Linked DNA regions of Homo sapiens: region 1 is linked to region 2. A link is an interaction called in ENCODE POLR2A ChIA-PET data of the cell type or tissue named here. Cell type or tissue: A673. All regions are shown on one strand. Region 1 overlaps ALG9 (ALG9 alpha-1,2-mannosyltransferase). Region 2 overlaps PPP2R1B (protein phosphatase 2 scaffold subunit Abeta).

What was found. ChIA-PET counts read pairs that join two places held together with the same protein. Peaks named below come from ENCODE experiments on the same cell type or tissue, not always from the same donor. Only the 100,000 strongest peaks of a DNase experiment are listed, where the experiment ranks them.
Region 1: POLR2A ChIA-PET joins it to region 2 with 11 read pairs; 5 of 35 experiments call an interaction of 5 or more read pairs at or near these places.

The regions. Positions count from the first base shown.
Region 1 is chr11:111,845,029-111,849,028 of GRCh38, forward strand. The region is part of intron 8 of ALG9 (ALG9 alpha-1,2-mannosyltransferase); the gene reads right to left. Among named protein-coding and RNA genes, the nearest start is that of ALG9, 25 kb to the right of the region's middle. In A673, no CTCF peak of the experiment used is centred here; DNase peaks (open chromatin) are centred at 713 and 1,913; H3K27ac peaks cover 3,178 bases.
Region 2 is chr11:111,754,617-111,758,616 of GRCh38, forward strand. It overlaps PPP2R1B (protein phosphatase 2 scaffold subunit Abeta), which reads right to left. Exons shown (of 15, transcript NM_002716.5): 6 at 679-834; 7 at 364-478. Among named protein-coding and RNA genes, the nearest start is that of PPP2R1B, 9.8 kb to the right of the region's middle. In A673, no CTCF peak of the experiment used is centred here; no DNase peak of the experiment used is centred here.

The DNA.
Region 1 (4,000 bases), 90 kb after region 2:
AAGCACCAAATAATTTAAATCGCTTTAGAGCCACATAGGGCTAAAATAATAAAACTGCCATTTCAATTTAACTATTCTCTCAAGATCGCGCAGACCAAAGGAAAGAGTGATAAAAAAACTTAGTTGGTGGCTGGGTGTGGTGGCTCATGCCTGTAATCCCAGCTACTAGGAAGGCTGAGATGGGAGGATTGCTTGAGCCCAGGAGGTTAAGGCTGCAGTGGGCTGTGGTCGTGCCGCTGCACTCCAGCCTGGGCGACACAGTGAGACCCTGTCTCAAATAAAAATAAAAATAAGGAACTTAGTTTGAGCTATTCAGGCATCTCCCATTTTGTTTTCATCTGCTTGTCCCATTTACATTCTAGCATCTTTCCCCTTGATATGCTCAACCACTTATAGTCGCGTACATTGGGCAACATGTGTTTGGTATAAAGCAACAACCCGTTTTTCTTAGATCATGTTCAGAGGCCCAGGCCTTGCTGAGAAGCTTTAAGGATTCAGAATGAAGCAAAATCACTAAAAACACAAGTCTTACTCACACTATTTTTTATTCTTTAACTCAAAATCCTTACACCCAAATGATGAGAAACAGACCCCCTCTGCACATTTAGCAGGTTTTTCATCTGCTTTTCCCCTCTGTATGATTACTTCAATCAAGAAGTGAATGACACATGCGGGTTTTAATCACTGTGTGTTGTGACACCCGCCTTGCACCATAGCAATTTCCTGCAATCAGCATTGCTTAAAAGGGTAATCAGAAGGCAGAGGAATAGTCAGAAAAACCTGACATTCTTGCAGCTTGCACAGCAAAATAAGATTAGAAACCAAACCCATAATGCTAGAAACATTTAGGGGAGAAGTAAGAGGGAGGGAGGTTACACTAAGGAAAAGTTCAAGTTCAACTGTGCGTCACCTTTGGGGGAAGCTCACTCCTTCCTGTCTCAATACAATGATAGAGAATATTCATGAACAGAGGTCCTATTCCAGGCCCAGTTCATTAGGGACATTTTAATCTTGTATTCTTTACAAATATGCATTTGGGTTATAGAAAACTAACGGATGGTTTTATTTTCAAATCAAAAATGTCTTTTCTGAATCTTAATTAGAATTTAACAACATTATTTTTTAAACTGAGTCCTTTAGGATCCAATTTCCAGAGAGGTAAGCTTTTGCACAATCCTCTCCTGACCACCAGTGCGGAAGCAGGGCTAGCAACCTCTGACTCACCTTTTTCTTAACAGGATTCTGGAAATCTGAGCTTGTGAAGAAAAACCATAGAGTGACCAGACAGAAAAGGGGTTATCCTTTCTATTATCTATTACAGATGTCAAGCACCAATAGGAAAAAGCCACTTGTCTCTTTCATATTTGCAAATACAGACTGTTTTTTTCAGGAAAGCACTTTAGCTTCCAGAAAATATTTGTCTCTAACACAATTTACTATACCCTCCTGTTACAGCTATCTTTTTATCTAGGTATACTGTACTCTGAGATGAGGAAACAAAAGTATTAAGCTGGTAAATGCAATCATTTTTATGTATTCAGAGCTCATAAATCAAGTTTCCAACTAGGCTGTGAACATTTCATAACAGACTGTTATTTCCCTGAAAGATGGGGCAAAAATTGGGGGATAAGCCAAAAGTGAAGAAGGTTCAAGTGTCAACAGTCTTAAAAACAAGGGCAAAAGGGAACAAAAAGAGTGACTTCTATCAGCCAGAGTCCTCCCCTGCTTGATGACACATCTGCCTTAGGAAAGCAAAGGGTATAAACTTTTATCTCTTTTCAGGGAGATATTCAATGCTGCTGCTCAGAAAACATCAGAGCTGAACTATGCAAAAAACCATGTCAGAATGACAAGCTAAACGCTGAACTGGTGCAAGATGTTTAGGTGAAGGAAAGCTGGCAGCAGGGTCTCTGCAGGGAGTGACTCACCCATCCTCCTCTTTATGGAAAGTGCCTCAAGTCCTTTCAATCAAATGAGCTAAGGGAAGCTTTCAAAGAAGCTAAAAGAAGGGATAATGTTTACTGCTCCATAGATTGAATGAAGGAGAACTACTTCCCAAAGTTATAATTTTATAGACCTGTAGGAACTAAATCATAGTAAGACATCCTTATAAATGTCAAATTTGTACCACCGAGAGGGAAAAGCCACTAAGTTCAAGAGAAATGATTAACAAAAGAGCAAAGGCTCTAGAACAGTTCTGGCTGGCAGTGAATTCTAAGCAGGACTGATAAGACCCCACTGGGGCTTCTTCCTCTGCCACTGCAATTATGGAAACCTGTGGGCCTCCCAACAGAGGGCATTTGCGGGTATCGTCTGAAACTTTCCATCCAGTGATCAGACAGATGTTGATAAAACACATAAACAGGCAATGGGATCCTGTCCTAAGCTGCAAAGTGGCAACCTGAGCAGATTCACTGTTCTTTCTGAGGCAAGAGTATTTCCTGTAAGTGTATTCCCATGCCTTCTCCAGGCCTGTGCACTCCTCAGCAGAGAGCACCACTCTTCACTCACCAGACAAAAATACTTGCCAGCATCAACATCTGAGAACTTGAAATGTTATGAGGGGCAAAATCAGTGACAAGACCAATCACTTTCTTTTCTGCAACACTAAATTTCGCCTCTTGATCTCTGACCCCACAGAGACATTTTGCCTAAGACTTCACAATTCTAGTCTATCCTATTCTAAATTTTCTAAGTGCCAAATGTTCTTTACCTTATCCAAACACTCCTTCTTTCTTCAACAAAAGGGTCTGGTACAGCGCTCCCATGTAAAAGGAGAACTTGCCAGTGTGCACGTCACTCTGCCACTCAAGCTCGCTAGGGGCTCCTGATCACTTTCCAAACCAAAATGCACAAACCTTCAAAGGTATAATTTTCCACCTATTCTATAGATTGGATCCTATCTTCTCCCACCCTCAACTCATGCTCTCTGCTTTAGTAAGCTTATTCTCTGGTAAAGTCTCAGTAGCCAAACTCCAGGGTTTTGCTAAGGGTCTTGTTTTCAGTGCAAAGAACACGGGCTTTGAAGTCAGACAACACTAGACTCTTATCCCACTTTTGCTACTTTTTTAACTATGTGGCATATTCCCCACCATCTCAACCTCAGTTTCTTCATCCAGGAATACAAATAAATAAGGCCTGTCTCAGAGTGTTTTGAGTGAAAAAAGATGGTATGTGAATAACTTCTGACACACAGTAGGCATTCAATAATCAGAAGATATTGTAATTAATATCTTTCAAAATGTACTCCCTTTATTTTCCCCAGCTTCAAATGAAAGGTGTCAGCTCAAGTCTAGAATGTCTCACTAATACATGCTACCTAGCCAGGAAAGTGTAGAAAGGTCCCTTTGAAAACCAGGAACAGTTCGTGACCAGCTTGACCAACATGGAGAAACCCCATCTCTACTAAAAATTAGCTGGGTGTGGTGGTGCATGCCTGTAATCCCAGCTACTCAGGAGGCTGAGGCAAGAGAATTGCTTGAATCCAGGAGGCAGAGGTTGCGGGGAGTCGAGGTCACCCCACTGCACTCCAGCCTGGGCAACAAGAGCAAAACTCCATCTCAAAAAAAAAAAAAAAAAAGAAAACCAGGAACAATAGAAAGGGTAAACATTTATATGATTATAACCACAATGGAGTGATTGAAATCATCTTGCTCATGTCTGAATAGTTTCTACCTAAAATCCAACCAATGCTGTAAAAATAAGTTTTTATAAAGAACTCAATATTCAATCTTTTTGCTTCAGCAGTCCCTATATTTGACATTCCATTTGTCAGAAATGTACCCCTCTTGCATTTACTAAGGACACTCCTACTCTTCCTTCCAGGCTCAGCTCAAGAGCCGCACCTTTCTTGACACCACCAGAAGGACATGCTCCTATGATTCCCTATCTTTCCCCTGTAGCACATAAAACACTGTCCTGTAATTATCTATTTGTGTGTCTGCAGCCTAATTAGACAGTAAGTACTATGATGAAACAAGATTAATGCTCAAAAGCAATT
Region 2 (4,000 bases):
AAGAGCCAAATGAGGACATTTAACCAGGTTTATCAATAATTTCAATTAAATTATATGTTTAAGCAAATAAGGAAAACAGCTCTTGTTCTAAATAAACTTTTTCGTGAACTCTCTATGCCATTGCATATCACACCAATCCAACCTGAAAGGCATTTTTTTTTTTACAAAAACAAGACAAAATGATTTCTTGGTTTTAAATATAAAGAGACTATCTTTAAGTGACAATGTAACATTTCCACACACTAAAAACATCCCTATGTATTTTAAAAACATATTCTAGAACAAAAAACATGCAAAATTGACTAACAAAAAAATGCACCAAAATGAATGACACATGTTCCAACATAAATTGAACTCCTTAACCTTTTACTTTGTGGGCAGCAGCTGCCCGGACTTCAGCTTCACAGTCTTTAAGTAGGTTCTGAAAGGCGGGGATGAGGTCATTTAGGGTGATTTTAGGACCCATGGCTTTCTGGAGCTATAAAAGAATTTGAACGGGTTTTAATGTATACTAACAAAAGAATTAACAAGAACAAAACAAAATTGTGCAATCTGTAAATACATATTTTTGCCACAGCACTTCCCATTGAAAAGAATTAATTCAGAAACTTTGGGTACAACAGCAAATCTATGTGTTTTCAGGTTTATTTCCTTAGTACTTAAAAATGATCACTTTACCTCTGAAAATCTGTCAGCCACCATATAGCGAACGCGCCAAGATTTATCTTCTGCTGCTTGTCGAAGTGTAGGCATCACCAAAGTCTCAAGGTCATCCTGAGACAATAACTGGGCAATACTGACACAAGCTTCCACAGCAAGGAGGCGCACTGAATCCTAAAGGAACAAAATTTCTGTAATTCAGACATTTACTGAGACCCATGGGGAACTGCTGTGGGGTGGTGCAGGTGTTTAAAAAAATTAACACCACCAAGACTGCCACACCTTATATAGTTTCACGTCTTGACATCTTTTTCTTTTTTTTTTTTTTTTTGAGGCAGGGTCTCACTCTGTCACCCAGATTGGAGTGCAGTGGCACAATCTCCGCTCATTCCAACATCCGCCTCCCAGGCTCAAGTGATTCTCCTGCCTCAGCCTCCCGAGTAGCTGGGATTACAGGCAGGAGCCACCACGCCCAGCTAATTTTTGTATTTTTAGTAGAGACAGAGTTTCACCACGTTGGCCAGCCTGGTTTCAAACTCCTGACCTCAAATGATCCACCTGCCTCGGCCTCCCAAAGTGCTGGGTGCTGGGATTACAAGCGCGAGCCACTGCGCCTGGCCGTGTATTTATATCTTGAAAGAGCTGCTCCCGGCCGGGCCCAGTGGCTCACGTCTGTAATACCAGCACTCTGGGAGGCTGAGGCAGGCGGATCACGAGGTCAGGAGAGGGAAACCATCCTAGCTAACACGGTGAAACCCCATCTCTACTAAAAATACAAAAAAAATTAGCCAGGCGTGGTGGCGGGTGCCTGTAGTCCCAGCTACTCGGGAGGCTGAGGCAGGCGAATGGCGTGAACCCAGCAGGCGGAGCTTGCAGTGAGCCGAGACTGCACCACTGCACTCCAGTCTGGGCGACAGAGTGACACTCTGTCTCAAAAAACAAAAAGGAAAAAAAAAAAAAGAAAGAGCTGCTCCCTTTGCCTGGAATGGCATGTCAAAGTCATAAAGATAGAAATGACTTTGTACTATGAGTAAACAGCAAAGTAATTACCTTGGCTAGAATGCAGAGTTTCTATAAAGGAAATGAAAATTTTAAAATTAAGTAAAAAAGAAAAAAAAAACATTTTAATGATGCCTTCAAAGCCTTACTATAACAGAAAGTTGAGGGATAAAAATGAAAACAATATTTGTACAAGTTATTTATAACAGATTAGGACAAAGGTAAGAGTAAGAGTAAAGGAAATCACTTAGAAAGCTTAGTTTTCAAAAAACTCAGATCAGGGTCGCAGTAACAGGAGTGTAGGCAGCATAAGATAATGACTTGGAAAGAAATACACAGAACAATTAAAAGTTAGAAATCAAAAACAAAAATCAGTTGGATTTAAATGTCGAAGATCAAGGACAGAATAACTTTGAGGAAGCTGTGGCTAGAAAAACACAGAAATTAGAAAAGTATGGGATTAATGAACTCAACTTTCCAAATGTAAACAGCCAATGTCAACGTGACACCTACGTCCTTTGAACAAGTGGAAAATATACAAGACAAATCAGTGAGGGGCCAGGCACAGTGGCTCATGCCTGTAATCCCAGCACTTTGGGAGGCCGAGGCAGGCGGATCACCTGAGGTCAAGAGTTCAACACCAGCCTGGCCAACATGGTGAAACCCCATCTCTACTAACAATACAAAAATTAGCCAGGCATGGTGGCACGTGCCTGTAATCCCAGCTACTCAGGTGGCTGAGGCAGCAGAATTGCTTGAACCCAGGAGGCAGAGGCTGCAGTGAGCCGAGATCGCGCCACTGCACTCCAGCCTGGGTGACAGAGCAAAACTCCAACTCAAAAAAAAAAAAACACCGAAAAAAAAGAAACATCAATGAGAAATTAGAAATTGAGACTGTAGATTTGTGTATTATACATATATAAGGTAGAATCTTAATACATGTAAACATTAGCACCCAGGAGAAATAGGTAAAAAATTTTAAGTGTGTACAATAACAGTTATGTATATACGTATACACATACTTGAGAGACATAACAGTGACTCCAACTTCCAAAATATTACAAATCTTAGAAACTGTGTATCAACAATAACTGACTATATGCCAAAGACACACACATTCCTCTGTATGCAGGTGCACAGGCTAAAAAAGACAGGACTAAGTTCTTGGTAGTGACTACACAGATATTTTTGAATTTCGAAAATGATGCTAAATCATGGGACTGCTAATCAACTACTGAAATATAAGCTAATACATATTTGTTAAAAAATTACTTCTCTGGTCTGGTGCAGTGGCTCACACCTGTAATCCCAGCACTTTGGGAGGCCAAGGCGGACAGATCACAAGGTCAGGAGTTCGAGACCAGCCTACCCAACACAGTGAAACCCCATCTGTACTGAAAATACAAAAAATTAGCCAGTCATGGTGGCAGGCGCCTGTAATTCCAGCTACTCAGGAAGCTGAGGCAGGAGAATCACTTGAACCCGGGAGGCAGGGGTTGCAGTGAGCTGGGATCATGCCATTGTACTCCAGCCTGGGCGACAGGAGTGAAACTCCATCTCAAAAAAAAAAAAAAAAAAATTACTTCTCTTCCAGAACTTCGTTTTCTCTCCTACACCTGTTCCTCTTCCCAGAATTTTCTCTATCTTAACGATGACACCATCATCCACCCAGTTGCTCAAGCAAAAAATCTAGGAGATCTTGATTCCTCTCCCACTGATCCAATCCAATAATACTAACCTATTGATCCCACTTCCAAACTGACATCCAAATCCTTTCCATCTTCACTACCACCCTATTAACAACATCATCTCATGCTGAGACTTGAAATGTGGCTGGTACACGTTATTTACACTCAAATAATAAGATTTTGGAAAATTTTGGTCGAATACAAATATTGTTAATTTCACCTATTTCTTTTTTCTTATAAAAACATGGCCAGTAGAAAACTTAAAATCAACAGGTAGCTTACATTATATTTCTGTTGTAAAGCACTGTTTTAAACTATAACATTTAGGTAATAAAAGTGCAAAGAAGGCCGGGCACGGTGGCTCACGCCTGTAATCCCAGCACTTTGGGAGGCCAAGGTGGGCGGATCACAAGGTCAAGAGATGGAGACCATCCTGGTCAACATGGTGAAACCCCGTCTCTACTAAAAATACAAAAGTTAGCTTGGCGTGGTGGCATGCGCCTGTAGTCCTAGCTTCTTGGGAGGCTGAGGCAGGAGAATTGCTTGAACCCGGGAGGCAGAGGTTGCAGAAAGCCGAGATTGCACCACTGCACTCCAGCCTGGTGACAGAGTGAGACTCCTTTTAAAAAAAGAAAAGAAAAGAAAAGAAAAAG